3 separate regions of the Mus musculus genome follow, and regions 1 and 2 are each linked to region 3. The links are chromatin loops, found by intact Hi-C in ENCODE. Cell type or tissue: gastrocnemius. All regions are shown on one strand. Links, peaks and the distances in the headings refer to the core of each region. The heading gives the core; the rest is flanking DNA. Region 1 overlaps Cald1 (caldesmon 1). Region 2 overlaps Cald1 (caldesmon 1). Region 3 overlaps Cald1 (caldesmon 1).

Region 1 (9,988 bases), core at 2,178-7,177, 82 kb after region 3:
CTGCAGTAGATTCGCCATCATTGCTCTTCAGGGTGTCTCTATTTAGTTCAGTTCTTTGACTGTCCCCTTTATAAACTTCTGCCAAACAGTGCCCTGAACTTAAGAGTTTGAAAACAAAACAAAACAAAACAAAACAAAACAAAACAAAACAAAACAAAATAAAACCAAGATAAAACAAGCTCCCTGTGTTTTTTTCTCTGCAAGTGAGATAGTTGGACCAGATAGCATTCAGAGACTCATCTTTCTCCATAGAATGCTGTCAGTTTATTTCCAGTCTCCTGTGTAGTAAAGCTGAAGTGCTAAGCACAGCATACCTATGTTTTCTCTTTTGAGTATAAATTATTTACATACAAAGTTGGTTTTTCAAAAATCTTATGATGTAGAGATTGCTAATCCTCCTCTTAAGCTGTCAGTGACACAGCAGGCATCAGAGATTTAAAGATGTGCGTCTGACTAGCTTTCAAATGCGTTTTACGTTTTTCTTACTATGCTCTTGTTCATTCTAACCCATCCACCTACCAGGCTCTCCTTCTTTTTATTTACTATCCAGTCATCAATTCCTGACTCAGCTCCCATCTTCATCACGATGCCCAAATGAGGACCTCCTTGGGTCCATAACTCATTTCAACAATTAATTAATAATCTTATCATTCCCATGGCACATCACTCATGTTCCTTAAGTGGCATTTAGTACTTTATTGATGTTTTACTTCTCATGCGTTTTGATCCCCAAGGCCACTGGAGGATAATATAGTCATATGAAAACAGACCCTTCATGGCTGGCCCATAGCAGGCTCTCAGGAACTGTACCTCAGATTAGTCAGTGCCTCTTTAGACTATATTTTATCATCTGAGTATAGGAAACATACTCTTGTACTCAATTCATCTCTCTCTCTCTCTCTCTCTCTCTCTCTCTCTCTCTCTCTCTCTCTCTCTCTCTACTTTATTAACTGTAGTGTTTACAAAGTGAATCAAAGACCTTGATACTTGATTATATATGAATCTCAGAAGTTATGCAAACGTACATCTGTGGTAGTTCTGTAGTAAATCTGACAGAGTTTTCTTTATGACTGTAGAAAATGAACTTTTGTTCTTAAAAAAGAAAAAAAAAATCAATACATCAACGTGTCCTGCTCTTTTCCAATGAAGAGTTCTTTTGAGACGACTTAAAAACCAAATAAACAAACGGGTTGTGATGAACAGTTTGGGCTTAACTTTCTCTTAACCTTTACCATCTTTTGTCAAAAATCTGTGCTACTTAAAAAATACATGCAGTCGTCAGAGCAAGTTTCTCCAGACCTGCAACGTGGCGGTAAGACTCCAAACCGCCAGCCCGAGGACACTTGCTCTCTCTGTATGGTTCCAATTTTAGCATATGTGCTGCTGAAGTGAGCACTGGACACTTACTCTCTCAGTTTCTTCCTTCTCTCTAACCACTGGACTTCAAAGCACAAAGCCCTCTAAGGGGTTAGCAGGCTGTAACCTGCTTTGCCCTTTCTCGATGTTCAGTCTATTAAAAGCACCTTCTCTCCATCTGTGTTCTCCATCTATGAAGCAGGAGACCTCTCGGCCACCACACTACTCAAGGCGATGTCTTTGAGACCTCTCTTCCACCTTCTGGAAGTTGGCCAGCGTGTGACTGTAAAATGGGTGCTGTTTGTATCTCCTGGCCTTGGAGAGGAACACTTGGGAAGACAACGTGCTTAATGACTGTAAGTGGCATCTTGAAGTGTCACCATGAATAGTAGCACTGCCATTTGGATATTTTCTGTCTGTTTCTCAAATATCCGAGATTACCATTATTTGATTTTCCGAAGTATAAAGAGGAAATTCAAACTCATTTCAAGGAGTTACATGGAGAAATAGGTAAACTTGACATTAGCTTTTGAACCACAGCACATAAGTAAGAGATGAGAATGGATACTGGACCAAACTGAAAGTTGAATAGAAGGGAAATGTAGAACCCCGTGCATCTGGTTCCCTGTAAAAGTTGAATTGCTTTTCCTTAATATACTCAAAGGGAGTCAGTCTGAAAGGAACAGGTTAATACCAAGTAAGATTCAATCTGTGGGTACTGATATTTTCTTGGACTCCAGAAAAAAGTCAATGTTAGAGGTGACCCCCTAAGGCAAAGATAGAGGTTCTCTACTAACTGTGTCCATGTGATGTAAATTAATATACAGATTTGCTAAAACAGAGAATAACGTCTGACTGTTCCCTCTGAATGTGTTTGTCAATAACAGAAGCATGTACACAATTATCAGACATAATTCAGACGGCAAGAAAGAGCTCGCTCTGATAGAATGATCCAAGGATTCTCACGGATTAGGTGCTTGCAACAGAGAAGTGGACTACTAAGAGGTGAACGCCTATCCCTGGAAAGAGTACAGAGGGCTGTGGTTTGAATGTGAAATGTCCTCCACGGGCTCCCGTATTCTGACCACTTCTCCCAGCTGCTGGGGCTAGTTTGGAAAGTTGTGGAACCTTCAGGGGGCGGAGCCTTGCGGGAGGACGTATTCGCTGGGGGGTGGGTCTTGAGGTTTGATCAGCAGCTCTGTGGTCCACTCTCTGCTTCCTGACTGCAGACACAGTGCAATCAGCCATCTGCTTTTCCCCACTATGACTTCCCTGTTGTGACGGACGATATCCCTCATTAAATGGAGTCAGAATAAACCCTTGCTTTCATAAGTTGCGTTTGCTGGGTATTTTGTTATAACAATGACAAAATTGGAGGAGATGATATGGCCATTTGTGTAAAGTTAAAGTCAAAAAGATTTTTAACTATGTAAGTCTACCTTGTCCTGACAGTTCACTTAAATTTAAAGAAATCAAAATACATTGAAATTAAAACTCAAGCTCGTCAGCTTCACTAGTCCCATTTCAAGTACTCACAAATCACATATGTTTAGAGGCTGCAGAACACTTCAGATAATGAAACTAGGTATAGTGACGTTTTTTAATCGCAGCGCTTGGGAGGCAAAGAGGAACGTGGATCTCTGTGTGTTTGAGGTCAGTCTGGTCTATGTGATAAGCTCCAGGATGGCCAGCACTACAGTGTGAGACACTGAGGCTTCCTGCCAGCCAGCTTAGCCCGAACAGTGAGCCGAGACACCCATAAGAGGCTCTGCTTCAAAAACACCAAGTTAGAAGGGTTCAGAAAAATGACACCTGAGATTGTCTCTGGCCTCAAAAGCCTCAAAGCCTCCTTTTTGGCTACAGACCCACTCATGCACACATGTAACACGTGTGCACATATACAGAAGCATTAATAAAATGTGAGGTGTGACTAGAGATCCTCACCTAGAAGTGGGAGTGTTCCTTAGGTGTCCCCATTGGTACCCTCTGTACAGTCCTGTGGGCGGTCTTTGGGTGGGTCAGTGCTGCTTGACAAGGTCCTTGCAGCTGAGGCAGTGAAAGGATTGGCAAATTCCAAAAAAGAGGCCAGTGAGTCACCTGAATAAAGATCAGATCGCTCTTCAAACTGAGTGACAAGGTCCCAGATTGGTTTATTTGGAAATAAAGATTAGAAGGTTCTGAGACCGCCCCACCCCCACCCCCTGTATGTTATATATGATAACTTTCCTTGCTGGCTTACTAGGACCTTCTTGGTCTGCTCGGTTTATTCCATAACACTATTTGGTTTGTGGCCAAATACCAGATTCAGGGCCAGGTTGGAAGAATGGAGATGGTGGGATGCAGACCCATTTATGTCACCAGGAACAAGGCCAAGGTGTATCCCAGAGGTGTCTTTTTTAGAGCTGTGGTTTCCCCCAACTCCCCCAGGAACTGGTAGTACCCTCATCACACATTAATTACTCCTTAGTGTATGTCTCAACTTCTGCTTGTTTTGTTTCAAGCCTGAGACAAATGGGTGCGGTACCTATTTAACATACCAAAGCAGACAGGCCTTCAGGTTCTCCTTGCATCCCTCAGTCCCTACCTGTTACAGGGTGTGGCTGGTAGGCTGTATCTTCTACCCTGAACTCTCCAGCCCAGGGGCTAGGCTGTCCTTCCCCAAGATGCTCTTCCCTATATACTCCAGACATCTTGTACCTTTGGCCTCCTGGATGCTGACCTGGTTCCCCTCGCTCTTCTCTCCCTTTCCACTCCTCCTCACATGGCCCAGGAGCATGAGCACTCTGGACTCTCTCAGATGTTTCTGACTCCGGTTGTGCTTTCCTTTTTAGCTACAGTAAACTTTCTCTTCCATCACACCTAGGGGCATATCTTCCCTTTCCTTTTTAATTTCTTTTTGATTTTATTCAGTCTTGATGATCAAATGCATCTCTGTGATTATGAGGCCAATAGAAACTGTCTTTGAGGAATTTATAACCTACAAAGGAAAGCGCTGAAACCTAACCAACAGACATGACCCATTATGCCTTTTGGACACCATGGTCACATCAGTGAAGTGTACAAATTGACAGATGAAGCAAATGAGAAAGGGCTTTCTTCTTTTCACAGGAGCCTTCCAGACAGCAGGTCTAACTACTCCATTAGTGGGGAATAGCTAGACTTTTTGTTACAATGTGGCTCACACTGGAGACTTGCTTAAGACAACATACTCATTGACTTGAGTCCAGAATTGATCCAGCGATATATTCCTACCATCCACTTTGTGTGTGGTGTACAGGTCACTTAGGTACCTGTCAGGCTTCTGTAACTGACGGTGGGATCCTTCAGGTGATAGTTTTTATTACCCTTCGGAGTTCTTAATTCTTTTTCTTTGACTCAGCATCTGCTTCATGATTGTTAGACTGTGATATACTACAGAACACTGCTTATTCGTTGGCGGAAACTGGTACACAGACAAATTTAGTGAAGGCTTTATCTAAAGGCCACACCTTTAGTGTAACTCTTTGTGACTGTGGGATTGGTGGTGGTGGTTGAATGGAGCTCTGTTTTATATTTGGATTACAGTTATAGGGTTTTTTTTTTCCTCTGTAGAGGAATAACCTTGTGTTAGATAGAAGGGTGTTCTAGTTTCGGGAAGGAGAGTGTAGACAGACATCTGTATTGGAGGGGAGAGGGTATCAAAGAAGACATCTGTAAGGAAAGATGAGATGGAAAAGCCTCAAATGCCCATGGCCTTTGGAGGTGCCACTCCTCCATCATAATTAGAAAACATTGACATTGAGAGCTCATTTAAATGCTTCCATCAGTCTGAGAAAAAAAGTGCAGCCCGATTTCGCTCTCTAACCATGCTCAGTAATTAGAAACAGAAGGCATGGTTCTGAATGTTTGCTTAGGGGCCTTCCCTCCCCAGGCCAGGGTTCACTAGCCAGTGGCCACTGAACTTCTATCTTTTCTCACCGTCTTTCTTAGGAACCCCAGCCTAGGTCAGAAGAGTGTGGGGCTGACATAGGCATACCCAGGAAGAAGATGGAGATGTTGGGGACCATCTAGCTTTAAAATTCTGGGAGGAATGCCATTGAGCCCACCAGGTTTACTCTTGGGCTATAAAGTTGCTTTGCATTTGAAAGGTAAGGAGTTTCCAGGAAGAGAAGATCCACCTTCAATCCCAAGAGTCCAAAGAGGGTTCTCTGTGATACCCGGCTTGCAGTAGCATTCTGATTTGTTTGAGAACAAGAAAGTTTTGCTCATGACTGATTCTGGATTTTTTTCCCCTCTGTTTTCTTAGTAGAAAGCCCATGCTTTGCAAAATGTAGGATTAGCCACAGGCAGCAGGTTTGGCTTCTGACGAAATCCACAAAGGAAAGAGGAGAAAGGACTTGTAATTAAGGATTTTGATTTGACGGGTACCTCATTTGTCAAATTAAAACATGTGGCCACCACTTGCTAAAGATCTTGAAAAAAATTTTTTTTGAAATAGGTCATTTCTTATTTTTCTACCTGACTTAAAGCCTTTTGGGGACCCCATTTGCATTCTTCAATTATTCACACTTAAACAAAAGCTGTCTACACTCTGTAAAAAGATGACTAAGCAATTTTGAATTAAGTAATCAAAGAGAGTTCTGCCAATTTTAGAATAATTAAATTTCAGCAGTTTAATATAAACAGTTCCAAGAACTACATGTGGCCTACCAAAAGTATAGATTACAAGTAGTCCGTCCTGTGGCCAGCTGGCAGTCAGCTTGACCTATTAAAATAGAACTGGTCAGAATTCAGAGTATTATTTTTCTTTCCTCCCCCCAATATTTTTCCTGAATCCACATTTGTTTCTTTGGGAATGTTTTCAAATAGACAAATAACAACAATAATAAAGCTATTGTGGAATTTTACCTCTTGTAAACAAACCAGCATTTCTCTTGGGAACTATCAGAACTCACAGATCATTCCAGTGTCAACCCTGTCTACGCAAGCATCAAAAAATGAAATGGAGGGAATGAGCCCACCCTGTCCCCACTGAAGACACAGTGTCACCACTGGACAAGTGGATGTGTATGTTAAGCCATGTGCTCATCAGGTGCCAATGCATCTTACTGACTGCCTTTAGTAGACAGTCTGTTAAGCTGGGATTTCTTGATAATAAAGATAAAGTTTCATAGATCCAATCCCATTCTAATTATGAGTTAATCATTTGAGAAATTAAAAAAAAAATTCTGAAACTGGGGCTGAAGAGATGGCTCAGCAGTTAAGAGCACTGGCTGCTTTTGCAGTGGATCCTTGTTTGTTTCCACAGCCCACATGCTGGCTAACAATAGCCTGTAACACTAGTTTCAGGGGATCCAGTGACCTCTTCTGACTTCCTCAGGCACTGGGTACACACGTGGTACACATGCATACATACATACATACATACATACATACATACATACATACAAGCAAAACACAAACATAATAGGTAACTTTTTTATTCAGTCTGAAACTACTGAATATAACATCAATTCTCACCTGAATGGCAGGTTCAACCTAACAGATTTACATTGAGAAAATAAAGATCGGTTTAACTAACAGATCCTACCATGATTTTCAGTAGGCATCTGTTATGGAAGGAATGTATAGTTACATGAAAGTGTCATCATACAAACAGTCTTTATATATTCAGTTGAATTACAAGTTCCATTGCCCTCCCCATTGTGTTTGAACCAAGTTACAATCAAGAGTGGTTGAGAGTCTCTAATTGTCATCAAGGGGAAAATGTCAGCAAAACACCTCCCCCCCCAAAAAAACCAGTCAATAAATATGTATAAAATGTCGGCCATGTACCAGACACTTTGTGTGATGTGCAGTTAGTTTTGTGTCAACTTGACACAAGCTAGAGCCATCTGGGAAGGGGGAGCCACCGTTTAGAAAATGCCTCCATACAATTAGACTTAGCCAAGCCTTTGGGGGTAACATCTCAACTAATTATTAATGTAGAGAGCCCCGCCCACTGTGGGCAGGGCCAGCCCTGGGCATGTGGTCCTTGGTGAGAGCTGAAAGGGAAACTGAGGGCAAGCTAGTGAGCATTTCTCTACAGTTTTTGCTTTCCCTCCTGCCTTTAGGTTTCTGTCTTGAGTTTCTGCCTGGACTTCCTTTAATGGTAGATTATGGCCTGGGATGTATACACCAAATAACCCCTTTCCTCTCAAACTGCTTTTGACCATGGTGCTTTATCACAGCAAGACAAAACAAACTATGGTATGGATATAAGAAACAAATAGCCACCCTGCCTTTCCCCACCATACTTATAGCCAGTGGTGGCTATAATAGGGAATAATGAAAATAAAAACTGAATTATGAGAAGCCCAAGCTGCCACGAGAGCTAGCAATGGGAATGCTAACTGCTCTTTAAACCTGGGTGATAGCCATTTATACACAGGAAGGCACCCACAAGGAGAGTGTAAACGTTAGAGTGCGTGCTCAGCTAACAAACACAAATTGACACCTGTTACATGCCAGGCATAGTTCTCTAAGTGCAGAAAAACACAAATCCTTTCCATTTCTCTCTTCTAAACAAGTGAGGAGGGGGGGAGTCACATGTGAGGGATAATGATATATTTTCATCTCCTGTTCCACTTCAGAACCTAAGGAATATAAAAATAATGACCCACAGGACTGTGTCTGCTAGAATTTATGCAGACAACGGAAATCCATTTATGATATCAACTAGGGCAAGAGACAGGAAAGAGAGGCCATCTCTCTACTCTATCCAGCTCAATGACTTTCTGACAGTTAAAAGCAGGTTTCTCACCCACCAGCAAGAAGAAATTTGCTGATTTAAACAAAGCTGGTCCACTGTGCTTTCAAATTTGCTTCTTAATTCCAACAAAAGAACAGTTTGTAATAAATTTATCCCTGTGGCAGAATATCTCACAAGCAGCTTTTCCACTCTGAATACTACAAACCAGCCTTTTATTTTGTTGACACATAGGCCCTGGACATTCATGAAAACAAGATGTTCTCTTGCTGTTTTTTGAGTGAAATGGATTTAAGTCAGGGTCTCAGTCAAATTTCAAAAACAGATGTTACATAGCAAAAAAGGAGGAGGAGAAGGAGGAGAGGAGGAGGAGGAGGAGGGGGAGGGGGAGGAGCAGGAGGAGGGGGAGGAGCAGGAGGAGGAGGAGGAGCAGGAGGAGGAGGAGGAGGAGGAGGTTGAACTGACCCTAGCAAGGAGAGGCTGTCTCACTTCAGCTCACTTGGCTCTCCTTCGGTGAGCAACCCAAACATGTCTTAAATTTGGAAGCAGGGGCAACTTAATGCTCACTATTGTCTCCATTCAGCGATGCTGGGTAGATCTGGAAGCTGTTGGGCACCTAAAACTCCTGGTCATCAGAGAACCTATCACTGGGGAGGGTTGGTGACTGGGAGGGTAACGGTGTCCAAGGGGTTGCAGAGAAAGGAGCTGGCTCCCTTGAGCGGGACACCGATTCTGTAGACAGTGTCATTTAAGTGACTGTTCCTTGTCATCCACCTTTGCAGACAAATACAGTTCTTTGTCAGGCCAAACTCAGGAGTCTTGGAACAATTGATTCTCATTTCAATCTCTGGGCTGCTTTTGCTCTCCTGTACCCTGAAGTCAGTCTCTCTCTCTCTCTCTCTCTCTCTCTCTCTCTCTCTCTCTCTCTCTCTCTCCCTCTCCCCATACCTTTTCCCCAGACTCTTTTTCTTGAATAATTTATCTATTTTTATTTTATGTGTATTGGTGTTTTACTTATGTGTATTTTGTGTGCAAGTGTCAGACACTGGAATTTGAGACTGTTGTGAATTGCCGTGTGGGTACTGGGAATCGAACCCAGATCCTCTGGAAGAGCAGTCGTGTTCTTAACCACTGAGCATTATCACTATCTCAACTCTTATCATTTGCGCTGAGCACTGCTCCCCTCTCCTTACTTTACATCCCTGCAGAGAAGTCACTGCATAGGACAGGCTGGCTTGGAACGTGTAGCCATCTTCTTGCCTCTGCCTCCCAAGTGCTAGCATTACAAGCATGAGTCACCACACCCAGCCCCCTCACTCAACTGCTTTACCGCAGTTGCCAATGCTACTCTTAATAGTCAATACTACATAGCTTGGCTATTGAGGTATTTCCTAATTTCTCTTTGCCTTGACCATATCTGAAGCAGTTCAATGATAGCGCTTTGAGATTCTCTTTTAGTCTTGAGAATCTTCTATGTGATTATAGATGCAGGTAAACATTTGCTGGAGTAGATTTATTGAAAAAGCATTAAACAATGCACTTCTTTGCTTTCAAGAAAGTACTCGTCTCACGTGCCTAGTTCCTATCTTCCTTATGTAGTTTCTAGAACAGAGATGGGGCAGGTGGCCTCATCAGAATCCTGCAGTTACAGCACCAGAAAAAGTACCTCATAGTCCACTTCTCATTCAGCTCATCTCCTTACTCCAGTGATCCAGAAAACTGCTGCTCACCCCAGGACTATTTGCATATTACACGATCATTCATTTGGACTAGGTATGACAAACCAAATGCTTTAAAAGAGGCAAATATTTTGGAAGTACTAGCTTAGAGAAATAGAAAACACATGTATTCCCCAAGAACACTCAAATCCCAAATTAAAAACAAACAAACAAGCAAATCACCAAA
Region 2 (9,988 bases), core at 2,087-7,086, 67 kb after region 3:
TGATCTAAGCATTCTGAATAAGTGTTCTCATGTGGACTTGTCTGTACTCTAACTGTCAATGGGCCTTGGTATTAAATCATGGGGGAAAAACATCAATGATACAGCTCTAGAAGGGGATTTCTGTGGATCAAATGGATTTTTAAAACTTGCTTGTTTTTCTAGAGCAGTAAAAATATTTACTTTCAAATGTCTAATCATCGGGATATTTCAGAAGCCCATAAAAATGTATGACGGATAAAAACAGCTAGCATGTTTTCTTTTGCTTTATTTATGTCTCTAAGTCTTGGAATCTGATAACAGTTCTACAATAGAGGCCTTTCTTCTGATGGAAAGAGGAGCTGCCACTGGGTGTGGAAAGCATATGCCCGGGAATGTAGTGAGTTCATGACTTGAAAAGTGAGAGCCCTGGCCCTGTGCTTGGTGCAGAGGAAGTCTGACACAGAGTGTGGCCACCAGAGACCTGCTCCCAGAGAGCAGCACCACCAAGGGTTGTTTCACGGGAGAGACACCCCATGAAAGAACGGCTCAGGGTGAACCCGTTGCCTCTTCCGTCTGACAGAAACTTGACAGCCATCAAACCCACTCACCGTTCTTCACAAAACAGCAAATCCCGGCTTCCTAGTTCAGGGTGCTCACATTCTCCGAGATGTATAAATGACAATGATAGTTTTGACTTTTTTAGGTTGTGTTGTTGCAGAGAATCAAATTAACTAATAATCATTAATAGTGATGTCTACTGTTGCAAAATGCTAAGTGCTGTGTTAATGCTTCCTCATATCTCCTCAGCCTGTAAGAATCTATGAAGTAGATACTTCCGTTGCTCTCATTTTATACAGGGGCAAGCAGAAAACTGGAAGGATTGGTTGTCTTACCAGTGCTCACTCAGCCTTAAGGGATAGGCCGAGGATCAATCCCATAGGCCCTACTGCCAAAACCCATGACCATACCTGCTAAGCTTACCATCTTTGATCATGATACTGCTGAGTGTTCCTTCATTTATATAGAACAGTGGTTCTCAAACTTCCCAGTTCTGTGACCTTTTAAAACAGTTCCTCATGTTGTGGTGACCCCCAACCATGACATTATTTCATTGCCACTTCATAACTGTCATTTTGCTACTGTTATGAATCATAATGTAAATATCTGATATGCGACCCTTGTGAAAGGGTTTTTCAATTCCCAAAGGGGTTACAACCCATAGATTGATAGCTGCTGTTATAGAACATACATACCTATATATCTGTATTTATGTCCTTATGACTTCCAGCTAAGTTTCCTGCTGTGCTGTTATTAGTCCTCATTTACTGGATACATTTTAAAGATATAAAAGATCTCTGTATTAAAGTAGGATAAAACAATGCCTCTGCAAAAGTATGGATCCTTTCCTAAAAGCCTGTGCATCTACAGTCAGCACTAAGTCCAGGAAGATGCAGAGGAAGTGACACAGAAGCAGGTGGCTGCAGTTTTGTGATGATGAGCATGATGCCCTGAGAACATCAGAGATGCCAGGGGAGAGTGAGAGGTGGGGGAGGGGAGGGAGGGAGGGAGGGAAAGAGAGAGGAAGGGAGGGAGAGGGAGGGAAAGAGAGAGGAAGGGGGGGAGGGAGGGAGGGAGAGAGAGAGAGGAAGGGAGGGGGAGGGAGGGAGGGAGGGAAAGAGAGAGGAAGGGAGGGGGAGGGAGGGAGAGAGAGAGAGGAAGGGAGGGGGAGGGAGGGAGGGAGGGAAAGAGAGAGGAAGGGAGGGGGAGGGAGGGAGAGAGAGAGAGAGAGGAAGGGAGGGGGAGGGAGGGAGGGAGGGAAAGAGAGAGGAAGGGAGGGGGAGGGAGAGAGAGAGGAAGGGAGGGGGGAGGGAGGGAAGGAGAGAGAGAGAGAGAGAGAGAGAGAGAGAGAGAGAGAGAGAGAGAGAGAGAGAGAAGAGAGAGAATGCAAAAAACCCAGAAACAGAAAGAGTAGCAGAATAGATGTGGGCAGCTGTTTGTTCCCATGAGGCTAACAAAAGTAAATATTTATTTATTTACACATTCATTTGCTCAAACAGGCAATTGATTAAAATGCCATTGAGCTTGAAATGTATACAAATAATGCCTTTTGCTTAGAAACATCACATTAAGATTTTTCTCTGGTTATGCACAGATCCCCTTCTGCCAACCGAAACGTCTTTCTTATGCTTTTGGTCAAGATCTCTCTAATCTAATATGGTCTTCCTGACTCCTGGCACACTATCCCTACAGGTGACTGTTGGTCTCTACAGGTCTGGGCAGAACCTTGCACTTTATAGATACTCTTTCTATATGTATATGTGCATTTGTTATAGCACTTCATTTATTTATCCAGTTTTGTGGTGCTGGAGATTGAACCTAAAGCCTGAGTATGATGGTCAAGTATTCCAACCCCGAGAAAATTACCCAGTCCTCTGCCCCGAACAGAGCATAGAGCAAAAGAGATGCCTGATAAAATGTGTTGAGAACAAACGAATGCATCTGTAGCCTTGACCCTTGGACCAACTTTATCTGCATTGACTCTACTGCCATTCCGAAGCTGGCATGGCTTCTTTTTATTCTCCATATCCAGATGACAGTTAATTCTTCCCCTGCCTGGCCCTAGGTATATTTTATAGGGCCTTAGAACTGTCTTTTAAAAAAAATGTAAGATTCTGTATTACGTATTTGATTTCAAATCAAGCAATATCTGACTTATTGCAAACAGAAGTAGACAATTCCAAAAGCAAGAGGAAATGACCTCTGATTCCCTTGAGAAAGCACTCATTCCTGTGACAAAGGAAGCCAGGGTCTGGCGTTAAAGGAAGAGGAAGGGACTTGCCTAAGGTCTTACATGCCCTTTGTCCTCAGATCTGAACTATGATTTTTAGATAGCCCTGGATTCCTGGTTTGGCCATCTGTTTCCTGGACACACCCTGAACTTGCCATGGAATCTTGCTGGACCATAAAGTCTAACTTTCACTACTGCCATAAATGATCATTTTACCAAATGCTGATGGAGGTTGACCTAATTCCAGCACAGCAGACCTATACAGTGCCCCTTGAGACACAAACAGGTAAAATCAGTACAAACATAGGGCCATTGTTAAGAACAAGCAGAAATGTAGACAGAAGTGTTGGTTAAGCAATATTTGAATAAAGATGCATGTATTTGTTTTAGGTTATTAATGGCGCCTAATTAAGCTTTGGCATACAGGCTTTTTTACAACCAACACTAACAGAAGATAAATCCTTGTTCACACATCACCACCACCCTGGGAAGCATGAACGGAGCAGCTGTGTGGCCAGTTCTTAGAGTTCTGGCTATGAGAAAATGAAGCTTATTCACCCTACGTCGCAGCCTGGCTTAAACCACTGTGAGATGCTTCTCACTGCCTGTTGGTGTAGAACTCCATCTAACGAGGTGCACACTCTGCTCTGCCATCCCTCTAGCCCCAGCGTTCTTCAGGGTTACTCCTCTGCTCATCTGCTTTCTGTACTCTTGTTTCCTATGAGTCTTTGAGATACAGAAGTGTCTGCTGATCACCTTCGTTTCTCCCATCTCTGTTCAGACACTTCGTCTTGATCAGTCCTCGGTAGGCATTTGCTGGGTAGATTGAGAACTCAAGAATCCAGGAGAATCCCAAGGCCAGTAGCACTGAATTAGGCAGAGGAAGTAGAGGTGTGTTCCTCCTGTCTAGGTGGTGTCCACAAGTCTTCAATGTCCTCTCAATTTCAGGTCTGCTCCTTCCCTAGGTCTTCTCTGTCTCTCTGCTATGTTGCTCCCTGTGATGTTTCCATTATGCCCTTATGATCTCTTACTCTCTCATATGAGCTTTTGGGGGGTGGGGGAGGATATGACTTCAGCTTTTTTTATTGGCAATGGGTTTGTCCCAATGGACCTATCTTATACGATTTTCTCTTCTTTCTGAATAAAAATCCAAGTTTCCTGTCTTCTAACATCTGGGGGGAAATCCCCATGTTGATGTGGTTTCTACCTGAAATTCAACACTATGACCATGACCACCAAGAATAGAGTCTTCTCACCTTTCTCCACTGGAGACGAGGCCGAGACTTTTCTTGACGATGCCTGATAAACATGCATGGAGAATGGATGAAGGCATCTGCAGCTCTGAGCCTTGGAAGCGCTCTATTTTAGGTTAACTTACTATAATAATTCGGAACTGGAGCTTACAGTCTTCAGACTGAGTTGTCCCTGCTCCTGACAGGTTTGCTGATTGCCACGTGGGATCTCTTTCCTCCCTCCGACTGCTCTGATTCAGGCTCTCACGACTGTATGCTTGATGCCAAGTCTCTAAATCTCAGTCCACCGTAACTAACCGTTACCACCACACTCTCATCCCTAGTGAGGGTCCTAAGATGCCCTTCCTCTCAAGCTCCCTGCAGCAGATTCTTTCTCCCTGGAGCTTTGCTTGTCTCGTTTTCACACCTAGTCAGCCTCTCCTACCCCACTCTGTCATTTCTACTGATAAACTGTATTCCTTGCAGTAATTTTAGGTTCAAAGAAAAGTTGAGTGGAAATGGCAAGTCTTCCATGCTGCCCTGTCCCCTCCCCTCCCCAGTTGCAGCCGCAGCCTCTGCCATTATCAGCATCCCATACACAGTGCTGTACTTGTGACTGTGGATAATGTAGGTACACACATGTCATTCCACTTTGATTCCATAATTTGCATTGAGTTCCAGCGCAGTGGCACGCATCTGCCATCATACTATCTCATGGGTGGTTTTGCGGGTCTAACATCCTGTGCTCTGCCTGTGTGCTCCTCCCTCCCTCCCTCCTGTCCAGCTCCTGGCAACCACCGGTCCTTTGGTCATTTCCTTAGTTTTGTATGCTTTAAATTTTTAATTATTAACTATTATTTTAAAGTCGGATAGATACATTTTCTATGTTGGATGCATTCCCCTCTGTCCCTCCCTCCTTTTATTTTATTGACGCTCTGTTTTAGACAGCTTCCGTTTTACTTATCTCCACAATTACTTTTTCCGTAGCATACCACAACTCTCAACAAAACTTCTGTGAATAGTTTAATCTCAGGGTGACAATAGTCTTTCCTTCACTTGGCATTCATATTAATTCCCAGCTATCCAGCCGTTGTTTATTACTTAGATAGGATTGTTATTAATAATGGTTGATAACAATAACAACAGCTTTTCAGTTTTGTACGGCAGGGCTGCGGTAGGTCATTTGTACCCACTATGCTTTGCATCTGTGCACTGGAATTACTGGCATGCAAAACCTTGGGGCTTGTTTCTCCCTGTGAATACTTGGTACGCTTTCCTTAAACTACTGATCGAAGCCACATCATTAGAGGCCACTGTCCTTCTGTCTGAGGCCTAACTAAATGTTAAGATACACATTTCCACCCTCGATGTCACATGTCAATGCTTCATTTTTCCAACCACCTGTCCCCTAAGTCACCACCTCAAAGGCTGCCCCACACATTCCAACAGCTTCCAACAGCCCCCACATCCTCCCCAGTCACTCAGACCATCTGTAGTAACCTTCCTGATGCAGACGGCCAGGCAACGGTTTTTCTAATAAGAATCAAATCTGAGCTAAGACTCTTCTGGGGCTTGCCAAACTGCTTCTGATAGCCAACAGTCAGCATCTTCTGTCATTCCAGTGTTATGGGTGATTTGAAGCCTTTATCTTTATGTATTATCTTTTACCATTACAAATTCTACAATGTTCAGCCTCCATAAATACGAAATTATCTGATTCTCTCTGATCTCCATTTTTCTTGAAATGTGTTTTTTTTAAATGCAAAATTTAGACTTTTAGCAGGAAAAATACTTACACCCATAACTGCTTTTTACAAATAGTTTGATGTGCAATATGGACACAACTGGCCCTTCAGAGGGCAGAGTCCTTGTGATCTGAAAACAAGGTTGCTGGTGATGTGAATATCTGTTATCCTGGATCCTTACCTTTCTGCCTCCAGCCGCATCTCCTCCCTCTTTTGTCTCCTGAGTTCTCTGCGACGTTCAAAATCATCCATAGTGAGGTTTCGGGTTTAGGGAACCCAGATAATATCTTGATCTAAAGGAAAGAGGCGGAGTCAAGATCACCAAGGAGTCATGAGCCCCTGATTTAGTCCCTCCCACCCCACACCATCATCTTTTCTTTATTTTTAAGAAAAACACCTTAGAATACGGCTAAGGCAACCAGTGGTCAATTGCTGACCTCAAACAGAGTGCACCTTCATTCTAAAAGCTATTAAAACAAGTAAGAGTGCAGATTACATTTAAAAAGTAAGAAGGAATCTCAGGAGACAGAAATATTGATAGCATGGCCTCAGAATGGCTGGATGATCCAGCCCTTTGTCTCTCGCTGAACTCCAGACAACACTTACACCCAAATGAACAAAGAACAAGACAGACAGCGAAAGAAAGACTGAGAGGAAAATGGGCAAGAAAAGAAGTATGTGTGTGTGTGTGTGGGGGGGGGGCAGACAGAGGAAAGGAGAAATCAGACAATGCTGCACGCAGGCATCGTTTGCATAGTCTGGAAGTTAGTTAGCACTGTTTTTGTTTGTTTGCTTGTTTGTTTTAAGTATGCAGAAATCATGGGAGAAAAAAAAATCCCTAGGAAGCAGTATTTTAGAAGGCAGCTAAGTTTTGATCAAACTGTCTTCAGAGCTCAAAAATCCTGGCTCTCTCCAGATGTAATCCAACCGTTTGACCCTTTCCTACCTCCTCTGAGATGACTTTGATTCTGGAAGAATTTCCAGCTCTTCAGATGCTGAGCCTGCTTCCGCTGTGTATCTGTGCCATGCAGTCAAATATTCCAGAATCTCCCTTCGGCCCCCAAACCCAAAATGACTCCCAGGAAAGGGGAAGCGGGCTCCTGTCCCCGCTCTGTTTACAGAGCTGTCAGTGGTTAGTTAAACTAGCCTGGAATCTGGCATTTAAGGCGTGCTGGAAGATTGTTTCCTGTGCAGAGCAGGAGGCCTCCACTTCCTCTGGATTCCTAGGCGCTCGCTTGGCTGCACTCAGCTCACAAAAATATTTTCCAGTGCCTTCTATGTAGATGAGCTGAGCCATTTGTCCAGAGCAAGAAAATCGGTGTGGTAAAAACCCCAGAACCATCATAGGATGGCATCTTTGTTTGGAAAAGATTTCAGGAAAAAAATAAAATAAAAAGAATCTGAAATAAATTGGCACAGAAGGTTTTTGCCCTCACCACTTTCATAGTGCATAAAAACAAAAATCAAATCTCAGCCAACAAAAATAAAACCATGCAATGTTTGAGATTTTTCACACTTCCCGCATCCTCTACGGTATTAAACTCTTTATGCATCTTTAGAAACTTGGATTTGGTTTTTTATTGGGAGTTTAAAAAAAAAAACTCTCAATTGTTTTGTTTCACGTTGAGAAGAAGGGTCCCAATACTTTCTAGTCATGAAAGAAAGAAGGTTTCCTTTTGCATTTCACCAAACACATTTTTTCTCAGACCAGATATATCAGAGCATGCTTGAAATCACAGGACTTGAGAGACTGAGGCAAGAGGATTGGGCTAAAGAGTGGGAACCTGTTTCAGAGAGGAACATAAAAAAAAAAATAAAACAAAACAAAACGAAAAAAAAATCCCTCTTTTCTCACCAATGCCCCTACAATTCTATACATTTTCTAGTCTGAACTCTCTATAATTATTAAAAAATAAAACTGATCTGAAGGCTTCTATGAGACCACCTGAAAAGCTTTCTTCTGTCTGCTGTTCTGACCAAGTGCAGGGTATAAAGCAGCCATGGGAATAGTAGACCAAGCTGGTAAAGTAGGATGGGGAAATTCTATTTTCTTCCGTGTGTGTGTGTGTGTGTGTGTGTGTGTGTGTGTGTGTGTGTGTGTGTTGTGTCTGCCTATGTGTGTGCATATGTATGTGTTTGTATGTGTTATAGGACACTCACATATCACACTAATCCTGCATATGTTTGTATATGCATTTACATATAGTTTTTGTTGCATAAAACCACCTCTTATAGCTAGAGAAATAGTTACGAGAGGAAGAACTCTGCCCGTGAGCAAACCGTTCTTGCTTTTTTGTGTGTCAATCCTGGGAAAGCCCCCTCAGAGATGGTTAGTGCTCCTGCCTATCAAACCTTAAACAGTCATTTGCTGCTTGGCAGCCCCAGGGCTATGCTTATACCTGTATCTTGGAAGGGTCAAAGAACAGCAAACAAGGTACCCTGAGCCCTGAGAAGACCAGGAAGGCATTGGTTTGTAGAGACAGCAGTACAGGTAAACAGAACAGAAGCCCCATGTATTTAATGTGGTTGAACATCCCTTCTGGCTCGCCCCCATGCAAGTTCTTTCTTCAATCTGCCCTCCTACTCCCTACCTTTTACTACTTACTTGGAAGCCTGCTTTCTTTCTTAACCATGGAAAAGCTACTTATGATTTGGGTATAGACTATGTATGTTACCTGGGGGAATAAGGGACCACAAAAATGTATTTCTTCATGCAACTCTAAACCAGTGCCCTTGTGGACTACATCCTGTGAATATCTGGTGGAAAGAAAACACATGTGTGCCTTCTGTAGTATGACTTTTGGTTGCTGTGTGTGTTTACTGGGTTTATGTGTGTTTGTATAAATGTGTGCAAATGTCTGTGCACCTGTGCTTATGTGTGTGTGTGTCTTTGTATATGTTTATGTGTGTATTTTGTGTAGGTGTTATGTATGTGTTTGCCTGTGTGTGTGTATATATATATATATATATATATATATATATATATATATATATATATTTGTTTGTATGTGTGTGTCTGTGCATGTACATGCTTGTTTGTATGTGTGTGTGTGTCTATGTGTGTCTCTGTGTGTGTGTGTGTCTATGTGTGTCTGTGTGTGTGTGTGTGTCTATGTGTGTCTGTGTGTGTGTGTCTATGTGTGTGTGTGTGTGTGTGTGTCTATGTGTGTCTGTGTCTGTGTGTGTCTATGTGTGTCTGTGTGTGTGTGTGTGTGTCTGTGTGTGTGTGTGTGTGTGTGTGTGTGTGTGTGTGTGTGTTATGGCAGCAGAGAGGTACATTTATGAGAATGGCTCTTGGCTGGTCTTAAAGCAAGACCCCCTCATATCACACTATTCCTGTGTAGGAGAAGCCATGTCTGGATAGAATTCTAAGTGATGCTCCGACTTAAAGCAGTACACATGTCCCCGGATAGTAGTGTCGCGTTTCCTCTCCTTCCCCCAGCCAGTGCTGAACACTTTACAGTAAAATTGGTTAGGAAGTAACTCAAAACAAGCAGAGTGGGAAAAGGTCCAGGCAGAGAGTATTTAGCAACCATGAAGCTCTTAGGTGTCACACGTTAGACAGAGCACAAGAGGAAAAAGCAAGCTAAAGGAGGTTTCCATGTAAGGGACAGACAGAGATTCCTGACAAATTTTAGGAAAATCTAAATGTGGAGCAGGGTTTACTGTCACGCTGTTCAGAGAACTCTGAGGGGACTCCTTTAGTTAGGAAATAAACAGTCTTTGCAAAGACTATATAAAGATATATCTTTACCCAGGACTGTATTGGTCTTTCTGTTAAGGTTTCTAACGTTGGGTTTTCTTGAAAGCTGGCCTACTCTGTGAATAAGGAGTAACTTGGTGCTGTGGGTTTCAGAAGGCGTGGTCACACTGCCGGTTCCTTGGCTAAAGATTCTACAGAGCTCATGGTCCAGGCGAGAGGCAGGACAGGACCCGAGTCCTTTCCTCTCCGGCTCGCCAGCACCTCAGGGTCTCCCGAGCTTCCCTTTCCTCTTCCTGCACTTCTAAAGGGTGGAGGGGGAAGTGAGTGTGTGCTTCCTCCTCCCCTCCCCCTCTTCCTCTTCATTTGTGTTCTTTCTGTTCCCCCCCCAACCCCCCACCTCCAGCTGGCTTGTAACTCATAGAGATCCTTCTGCCTCTGTCTGACTTTGTTTCTTCTCCATCTCCTTCTCAAGATTGGTAATGAAAGTATATCTGCATCCAGTGAATCCAATTTGATTATTTTCCTTAAAAACTTGAGCTTA
Region 3 (9,988 bases), core at 3,201-8,200:
TACTTTGCAGAGGGTGGTGGGAAGTGCAGCGTAGTACAGAGCAGAGCTGAGCCCTGTGTGTGTGTGGCTCTGCCAGCATCTTAAATGAGGGTTGTTCAGCTCCCCTAGGCTGTCCCGTGAACCAAGCCAAAGAGTGGGCACACCCCTGCTCCTCCTTTTGTATCTGAAATAGTTAATCCAGCTTGACGTCATTCTCTTAATTTCCATAGGATGCACCCTCTGTTTACTGACTCTTGCTGGAAAGCGCCTTAACCAGCTGCCCTAGTGTGGAGTTTATAAATTAAAGACTCTGCACAATATTTAAGGAATTTAAGGAGGTAAGTTGGTGCTCCTGATAACCAGCAGGTGGCAGTACCGTCTTAGTAGAACTTAGGGAAGACACTACCGCTAGCTTTAGATAATAGGTTGTATATTTTCCTTACCTCACATTCTACTTCTCCATCAATAAACTCAAACACCAACACCAAAAGCCTTTGGATTTAATCTACTTATAATTTGTTCTTTGTGTTGTCATTCATTGCTACCATAACCAGGCAATGAGAACTCACTTGTAGAGTTTCCAAGACAGTGGAAATCATAAGGAATAAACAAATATACCATTTAGCACTATTTTAAGGTCAACATCCAAATTTTTCCCTTCCCATTGGCAGTGCATAGTACCGCCTGGTTGTTAGAATTGTTATAACCAACACTGCTGTCTGGAGAGCATCGCTAGGTATTGGAATTCCATTATAGGATAAGCTAGGTTTAGGAAGATTCCAGAAAGTTCTCTAAGGAACTTCCATCGGGACCAAAGGCAGATAGTATACACCTAAATGCCCATCTCTATTATGTAAAAATTAAAATTTGTCTGGTCCTTTCTGTACATTTACTTTAAATGATTGTTAACATGTGCGGCTCCATGAGAGAGAAGACGGGGTTCCTAGCGAGGCCAGGGGGATCCAAATGAGAAGTGAGGACCCTCAGGAGCTTGGTAGAGAGGAGATGGTTAAAGGGTGGGGGAGGAGGGGAGGAGCCCCAGTTTGTCCAGAAATCAGAACAGATAGGATCTAGAAGTCCCAGTGACCGCTCTCATGTTATCAGGACTGTTCAAGGAAGACTCAACTTGGGAGAGATTTTAAAGCAGGAAGAGAGAACATTATTTTCTTTGATTATTTGTTGATCCAGGAACAAAAGAGCAGGACCAGGGACAGGCTGCCCTGGTGGCTGCTCGGAGATAAGCAGCGAGGAGGGAGGACACTTCTCCCTGGCTGGATGACTGCTTTCCTGGCTGTTCCTTTTGTCTTGCTGATCATTCCAGTGACCCTCAAGCCAAGCGTTTGCCATAAAGCTCTCAAACAACCAAAGGAAAACACTTATTGTCTTGTTTTGTTTTTTAGATAGAGTTTTACTCTGCAGCTCAAGTTGACTTGGAACTCGCAAGGTCCAGGCTGGCCTTGAACTGGTGAGCCTCTTGCTCTAGTATCCCAAGTGCTGGGATCAAAAGAGTGAGTTACCACACCCAGCCTGAAGCACTATTTTTTCTCCAGACTTATTTTTTAAATTTTTATATGTATGGGTGTTTTGCCTATCTGTATGTATGTCAGCATGCAGTGCCCATGGAGGCCAGAAAAGCTATTAGATCCTCTAGAGCTGTCAATTCCAGTGTCGGTGTTCAGAAATGAAGCTGGCCTATTGCAGGCCTTGTTGTGCTGGCCCCGAGGGCTTCCTGGTTTGAGTGACTGAGTGGACTGCCTTTCCCCAACATCTCAACCACTCCACAGTCTCCCTGACTTCAGTTCTTTTTGGTCCTCTTTTCTCTCAGAAAGAACTTCTGCCCTGAAAGTTAGGAGCTCTGATCCATGAAGGCAGTAGTAAGATCGAACTCTACTGGGAAAGATCCCTATCCAAGTTGCATCTCATCTCCTACAGAAATAGCTTTGCAGTTTGGATCTGGACCAATGTCAGTTGCTCTGCTTTTAGTAATCACAACATTAACATAAAAAGCAGCTGAAAGAGTCAGGGGTCAAATGTTTGTCGCTCTCCATATGGTACTATCCAATTCCCAATGTGCTATATAAAAGATAGGGCCTTTGGGTGAATTCCTTATAAATGGGACTAGTGCCCTTCTTAATGAGCCAGATGGAGCTTGTGTGTTCCTTCTTTTCTGTTTCATCATAGGAGAACAGAGCAAGAAAATGCCATTGTCAGATATTGAATTTGCTAATGCCTTCTTTGACCTTGGACTTTTCTGCCCCCAGAACTGTGAGCAATAAGTTGTTCATGTTACCCGGTCCAAGATGTCTCGGTAAAGTAGACTGGACAGATTAACACAGGACAGCAAAGAGCTACAAGAAGCCAGGGAAGTCTTAGATGATCAAAACCTAAAGGGACTCTAGTGAGATTCCTATGATGCTGGAAGGGAGCTTTTATAGGAAGTATTTCTGGGAAGATACCTTGAGAGACGAGCCTTTAGGAGTGAAGCACTTGAACGGCTTCTTGTCCTCTGACAGGCCATCCTCTGGCATCTTCTGGCGCTTCTCAGCAGCTTCTGCCCTTCTCCTTTCGATCTCTTCCTTTAACCTCCTCTTCTCTTCCTGAGACAGACAGAGTCAATAGCATCATAACGTGCTTCAGCGCTGTGAGCCCAAGAGCATCATCAATCAGAGGGCAACAGATTTAACCCTAGTACGTATGTTGTCCCATCTTCTGGGATGCTCAGGAGAGGGTGCCCCTGAGCACAGGAGTCCAGCTGCCTGGATTTGCATTCTGGAGGGGCATTTTCCATCAGTGTGACCTTGGTCTTACCTGCTACCTGCCTCAGTTTCCCCACTTATCAAACAGAACCGCAGAAATCATCTAGTTTTATGAATGACTAGTTTAGAAAAATGTGTGTGAAACGTTTAGACTGCCACCCTGCTTGACAAGTCTCCCTTGAAGGTGATGTGTTATCATCACATCTTGTAAGTCATTTAACAGCAACCTTCCACTTCTGAAAAGGGCAAAGGAATACAAAGGCCCCCTCCACCTGCTTCCAGGGAAGAGTTGTCAAGGTGGAATCCTTTGTGCAAAAAAGGGCAATAAATCTATGGTACCAAGTCTAGCAAACTACATGAGGTTGACACATTGAGATGATTTTGTGGTAGCCCCTGACTCAACTGAAGACATCATTTTAGGTGCTGGCCTCATTGAAAACTGGAGTTAGAAGAGACACCGGAATAATTAAATTTCCACACAACTTAGGGAAACTGTATAACACCCTTGTCAGAAAAACCAATGAAAATCTTTTCACATATTTTGAGGGAATAGGAGCTTGAGGCCTGGAAAGTTCTAGGCTCAGGAGTTGGAGAAGCAGGACCTCCATGCTTACTCCATTAAACATCTTCAAACAAGTCACTCTAATGATTAGATTCCTGGCTCCTTTCCCCATAAAATGAGAATGTACCCCAGGATGAAGGGGGAAAAATGTACTCTGTAAACCATAGCCATCTAGGCTGAGGCTGATGGAGCATATTTCTCATGTGCTGAGGCCAAGTTTCCTTCCTTGGACTTGATCTGTTCCGTGTTAAGAATGGAACAAATGCATCTGTCAACTGTGACAGGGCTCGGGTGGCACAGCAAGTCCCAGGTTGGGTCCTGGTATACAGCAGTTGGGTCTGGTCTGCTTGGAGAAACTTTAGGGCCAGAAAGATGGCTCAGCAGTAAGGTTTGTGGTAGGAGCCTGGAGACCTGAATATGATTCTTGAAACCCACATTAAATGAGCAAGGAGAAAATCAACTCCACAAAGTTGTCCTTTGACCACCATACACAGGTACACGCACATATATGCATAACACACATACACACACACATACAATCATCTATAACATTTCTATGAAGACTTCAATTATTGGACATCATGGAACAGCTGCTTTTCTTTTCTGTCTCTTTGTGTTTGATTTTGCCTGCAGGCAGAGTTTCTCTGTGTAACCCAGGCCAGACTGGAACTTACTATAGAGCCCAGACTAACCTGGAACTCAAGATTGAAGCCTCAGTCTTCCAGTGCTAGGCCAGGCACACACCCGCCACACCCACCCTGCTTCCTAGCTTGGCTCTGTGGTAGGCTGTAGACTTTTCATCTTTCTCAGATTTCCCACTGTTCTTTATTGAGAGGTTATAGAGAAAAATAGGCTAAGTGGGAAAATTTCACACAACTCCCCTGTGCCTCAGTTTCTTCATCTAGGAAAATGGAGACACAAGTACTCAAGGTTCAGAAACATGCCAGTACATGCTAAGTTTATCATCATAATAAATTATTATTATTACTATTATTGTTGTTGTTGTTGTTATGTTATTGTGTGGCAGGGTCTCCTGTAACTCAGGCTAGCCTTGAGCTCGATGTGTAGTGAGGACCACCCTGAACTCCTGATTCTTCCCCACCTCCCGAGGATTGTAGAAGTACTCCATCACTTGGGTATATGCACTGCTCTGGATTGAACCCAGAGTCTTCTTTGTGCATGCTGGAATGAGCACTCTACTGACGGAACTACCAGGTTTGTTACTGCCCCAGAGTCCATACTCCGAAGAGCAGCAGGGAGCTTCCTTGAGGGGCTGGTCCTCTTTAGGCTACAAGGTCGTGAGCCATGCACTTAAGGACGTGGGGGCAGGCAGGTTTCCCCCGGCCGGGCCACGCAGCCCTTACCTCCTCCCTAGCTTTTCGATCAGCCTCCTCCTGCTTTCTTCTCTGCTCCTCTTCCTCCAGGACCTTCCTTCTCTCTTCCCTCTTTTTCTTCAGCTCTTCCAGCTCCAAGGCTGCCTCCTGTTGCTTCTGTTTGAGTTTTTCAAACTCTTCGTTCTCCGTCTCCCCGCGGCGTCGGCGCAGCTCCTCCAGCCTCTTGCCGGCTTCCACTTGTGGGGCACCTTCAGCTTCCTTGTCCCCACTGGCCCGGCCTCCTGAACGGCTGGGGCTGAGGGAGGAGGAAAGGAAAGGCAGTTACTTGGTTCTGTCTTGCAGCCCCCGTTGGAAGGAAGGGGGCGGGTGTATGCCTGCAGGTGCTAAAGCCAGGCACCTGATCCGCACACCAGTCCTGGGGGGTGGTTGGGGGATCTTCGTGGAATATAAATACTCTCTTCTAGGGCAAAGTAAAAATGGTGCACCTAATGTGGAAAAAAAAAATCCCATATCTGTGCAATACTGACTTCCATTTAAACACTTCTTAACTCATAGTGAGTCCAACACAGGAATCCCACCCCAGACACCTTCGACAGGGACAGATGAAGCCCCGCTGTTTAACATTTACTCTGTGTGATGGATGGCACAAAGCTTCTGGCTACGGAGCTAGAGAATTAAAACAAGAAGGGGATTGAGGGTTCAGTGTACAGAGCTCATCTTGACTATACACCTCATGCTTTGGACACTTTGGAATATAATGCCTCCTCTAAGATAGGCCTTTCAGGTTTCAGGTAAAAAAAATCATCAATTTAGTAGATTTAAAAAGTGGGAAAAAATGAAGTGCATTGTGTAGAGAAAAATATAGTACCATATTTTGAAACAACTTTTTTTTTTTTAGCTGTAATGTGTATGTGTATGTACATATATATATATTTTTGTGTGTGTGGGTAAGGGTCATGATATAAAGTCAGTGTGTTTACTTGAGCTGAGGCTATAAAGTATAAACATATTTCATCTAGGTTCTTGATGGTTAAAGAGGAACTCTCATTTTGAACTCGAACGAGGTTAAAGGGTTTCTTACAAACCTGCATTGCTCTCTCAGTGCTACAGGGTCCCAAGCCTGTGACTCCTCTCAGTGAGGCTCTTTGCAGTTTTGGTACACTAGTTTTTGCTCTTTCTAAGATCATGAGGTGTGGATGAGAAAATGGACTCATCTCTGGGATCCACTAGGTGTCGCTCGGTCTTTATATAATCAAAGTGTCTGTCCTGAGACTCTGGTACAACCAGTCAGGCAGAGGCAAACTTCACATCAGGAAGTGCAGGCTTAGATTCCCTGGGATGGAAAGCTGGCTACACAGCACGGTCGTGCATAGTGCAAGGCCAATTTAAAATATACATTTCTGATTACATTAAGTTATATGTATATTGTCTGATCCTGTGTGTCTATCTATCGTGAGTATTCCATACATGGAAAAATGTCTGGAATAAATGTTACTTTTGAACAAAATTAAAAATAAAACAAAACTAAGAATCAAGTCAACTTTCGCCCAAACAGGAGTAAGACTGGCTATTCTGCCTCTACCTGTACAGGCTGGTAGGCTTACAACATAGGGTGGTATATGGTAATACCTTCCGGAAAGTCCTGTCATGCCTTTTGCTTTTGTAGATTTAAGGCAAATCAGACACAAGGCATACAGCTTGCTTTTAGCTCAGCTGGTAATCTGTTAAGTCTCTCTCTCTCTCTCTCCCTCTCTCTCTCTCTTGTGTGTGCATGTGTATGTATGTATGTGTGTATACAGTTCAAAAAAAATGGGAAAGTAAAAACAGGTGTCCCCCTTGGTTCCCTTGCAAATTTCCAGAGGGCTCTTAACATCCTATGGTAATGAGCTGTGATTTGCCTTAATCTAATGTGCCCCAAGTTTTTGGACCACAGACTAATACTCACTTACAACCTTTATAAAAACGAACAGAGGAAGGTTTGTAGGAAATAGTCTGAACCATACACACAAGGCATGAACCAATGATATTAATCCCAGTTATGATATTTCTTAATCCACTGGTACCACGTAAGTGTATTAGGTTAAAACATGGGCACTAAGCATTATAGTTCTCGCTATTAAAAAAAAAAGAAAAAGAAAAAGGAAATAGAAGAGAATTAAGCTGTGGTTGAGCAATGAGTGCTGGTCTACTGTCAGTGACAGGGTATCTTTAAGTCAATGGCCAATGACCTCCAAACAGAAGAATGCCATCTGCTTAGCTCCTTTCTGTCCAGAGGCACATGATGAAGAGACCCATTCTCCCTCCCACGTATGCGGAGATTCTTAGATAGTCACGCCTTACCTGAAAGCATTCTCGGTTTGTTTAAGTTTGTGGGTCATGAATTCTCCATTCTGCGCCTTCACTTCTGTAAATCCTTTCTTTCTATCCAAGAAGCTCTTGACTTCTTCTTTGGGCTCTTTGTCCTTTTTAATCTTCTCATCTTTGATCTAACCAAGGATACATATCAAGAAGAGAGATAACTATAAACATCGTACTAGGTTTTAGCTGTTTTTAATGACTTTTAAGGAAGTCATTAGATTTGAGGTAGAGCAACCATCCAGAACATGATATAGAAACAAAATCAAGAAGATCAATAGAGAGTAAGTCATGGCTCTTTGGCCTGTGAGACAGACTTAGACTGTAACGTTAGAAAGTCAAGATCCTCTGCTGATCTCACTGGGGTTTTCATTTGTGGGGGCAGCACTGTTGCTGTTTTTAGAAGCTATCTAGTCCTGGGAACTCCACCTAAGATTAGTTGCTTGCAGTTCCCACTAGGAAGAACACTTACAGGTCATTTTGATGGAAGAGTGGCAATGTAGCTTGGCCAAGTTTCTTCTTAGCTAAAGGGAGCATCTTTGATCAAAGCCTAATAAGGAAGAAGTAAGAGGAAAGCCAGCAGGTGGTCCAGATCTGCCATTTCTGGTGCTTTGGTCAAATTTGAATGGTGTCCCAAGGAGGTAATAAAACCTAACTTTTAGAACCGTGTCTGAAGCCACATAAATCACTAAAATTAGCAGGGGACAGGGATAGTTCTAGTGTACACACTGATTGATATCCATTGGCAGGAAAGATTTAGACCTCCAGAAGTGGGTTTGTGATCATTGCAGATAACAGAAGAAAGGCTATCTGGAGGGAAAGTGGACCTAAGTATTTTTGTGGTTGTTGTGTGGTAAATTCTTCGTGGTAGATAAGACACATTATTTCAAAATGGCTTTTGAGATGGGCAGAGAGTTCAGATTACTATCTCATCCATTCTTAAAACATGAGCAGGAGAGAGTGACCGCCACTGTTCTGAGATAGTCGTAAAGAGCTAGTGCTCAGCAGAAATATTTGGAAGAGGAAAGGTAGACCATGAGAAAACAAGGCTTCTAGGATGTCCATAACTGTCTCTCTTTACCTGACCACTCATTGCTTTCCAGCGACTCTTGACACCCTCTGGACATTTACTCCTAAAAGGCATGTTTTACAAGGTAGAATGGCAGTGTTACGGACTACCTTTTATAGCCCTTTGCCTGATAATCTTCCTTAAATGGTATTAAATCACCATGGATGGACTACTCACCAACACTGCTCCAGTGAGTTAAGACTTTGATTTCCCTACAAGGCGGGATATACATGGGTGTCCATGTATACTAAGGGACATGTGGGCAGTCTACTCATATTCTCAGGCAAAGCTTTCTTAGAAGCATTCTTAATGTAATCATGATGACTTGCGTTTGTCTGAAAGTTATTTTCTCCTTTGGATGCTAAAGAGGGGGAGCTGCAATGCTGCCGCCATGTCCTCTCTGGCAGATTTGTCTTCGACCAAGGAGGCCGTTTGATTCTAGGGCTGTTACCAACCCAGTTTCTCTGGGAATCTCATCAAGATATAGTGAGATGAAGTGATCACTTTCCACATCCCACCATCTTATTGTCCTCTTGGCCCCTGGATGATTATGAGTGAGAGAAGGAGGCTTGGGCCCTGTAGAGCAGTGTAGAGAGTAGAATGCTTGGTGGCTGTCCTTGCCCTTTAGAACATATTGGTAGTCACTGAAAAGGCAGGAGGAGACAGTCTAGTTTCATTTTGGCCTGTCACTGTTGGATAGAGTCCTAGACACCATGGCCTAGAGTTCACACCCTGGTTAATATGTATCTGGGAATACAAATATAGAGGTGAGGGGAGATATTCCCAGGATACCCATGAAACAAATTCTGAGTCAAGTCTTACAGTTTATGGTGGCAACTGCTTAGGTAAATTTCTTTTAACTCACTTCTTTTATTTTGAAGTCAGAAATATTTTCATTTCCCCAAAAGGTATTATCAGATTTACTGGCCAAAAAAAAAAAAAAAAAAAAACAAAACAAAAAAAAAAAAAAGACAAAACAAAACCTTAAAATAGCTTTGTAAAAGCATTAGATGTCTATGAGAAGAAGAGTCTCCCACTCTACTTGTTGGGAAGGGTTTTGGTGGGTGGTCTCCTCATATTCTCAGGGGGAAAACTTTCTTAGAAACATTCTTAATGTAATAATGATGACTAGCGTTGGACTGAAAGTTATTTTCTCCTGAGAAATAAATAAAAGACTCCAGGGGATCCTTAAATTTTAGTTTAAAGAGTAGAGTGGATTAGATTCTATGGCAAATTCATGGCAAGCCCACAGCCTTCTGAGTCGCTGGGAACTAGATCTCTTAGGTATCTTGGAATGTTACCACCAAGAAAGATCTCTGCGGAAAGGTCACTGGGTGGTCACAAGTGTTGAAAGAGCAAGCAGGTCTCTTCATTCACAGATAACATGGCTGTACTTTAAACAGCCTCTAGATTCTTAGATGTTTGGATGAGACTCCGTTTAGCTGGGCTACTTAGTGGTAGAAAGCATGAGCATATGGGGGTGTGGGAACTTAGGAGGCGTGACCTTAAGCTGGAGAGAACTCAGGAGCCCAAGGGAACACATGGACCCGCCTGAGACGGGAGTCTCTGAGTCATGCTACTCTGCACGACAAAGTTCCAGAATAACAGCAAGACTTGGATGTCAGTTGCAGGCCTTCATGAGCTTCAGATCCCCAAATCCTCATCTGGATCCCTGCTCTACCCCACACATGTCCTCCTGGCTCCTTGCTCCTGAAATTTGGCTCATGGACAACTTAGACCTTCAGCAGAGAGCTTAGACTCCAGCTTAAAGCGCCTGAGTCATTCTTTAACCAAATTCCTGGATGCACATGCATGCTATGGTCACACTGTCTGTTCAGGACATGTGGGCCTGGGTGACAGGAATATTAGATTCGAAGTCACAAAAGACCCTGTGACTGACTCTCTCTCTCTCTCTCTCTCTCCCTCTCTCTCT

Evidence for each region. Peaks named below come from ENCODE experiments on the same cell type or tissue, not always from the same donor. Only the 100,000 strongest peaks of a DNase experiment are listed, where the experiment ranks them.
Region 1: a loop joins it to region 3, with 2.0 times the contacts of the local background. A loop is called at or near these places in 6 of 42 quality-filtered maps.
Region 2: it touches region 3 in a loop (2.1-fold over the local background); 6 of 42 quality-filtered maps call a loop at or near these places.

Annotation. Positions count from the first base shown.
Region 1 is chr6:34,667,651-34,677,638 of GRCm38, reverse strand. All of the region lies in intron 2 of Cald1 (caldesmon 1), which reads right to left. Among named protein-coding and RNA genes, the nearest start is that of Gm13861, 19 kb to the right of the region's middle. In gastrocnemius, for the core only: no CTCF peak of the experiment used is centred there; no DNase peak of the experiment used is centred there; H3K27ac peaks cover 1,856 bases.
Region 2 is chr6:34,682,012-34,691,999 of GRCm38, reverse strand. Cald1 (caldesmon 1) reads right to left here. Exons shown (of 14, transcript NM_001347100.1): 3 at 5,926-6,037. The coding sequence starts at 5,996. Among named protein-coding and RNA genes, the nearest start is that of Gm13861, 33 kb to the right of the region's middle. In gastrocnemius, for the core only: no CTCF peak of the experiment used is centred there; no DNase peak of the experiment used is centred there; H3K4me3 peaks cover 593 bases; H3K27ac peaks cover 3,224 bases.
Region 3 is chr6:34,750,572-34,760,559 of GRCm38, reverse strand. It overlaps Cald1 (caldesmon 1), which reads right to left. Exons shown (of 14, transcript NM_001347100.1): 6 at 6,972-7,117; 7 at 4,662-4,926; 8 at 2,436-2,576. Among named protein-coding and RNA genes, the nearest start is that of Gm38787, 23 kb to the right of the region's middle. In gastrocnemius, for the core only: a CTCF peak has its summit at 5,850 (motif pointing right); a DNase peak (open chromatin) is centred at 5,884.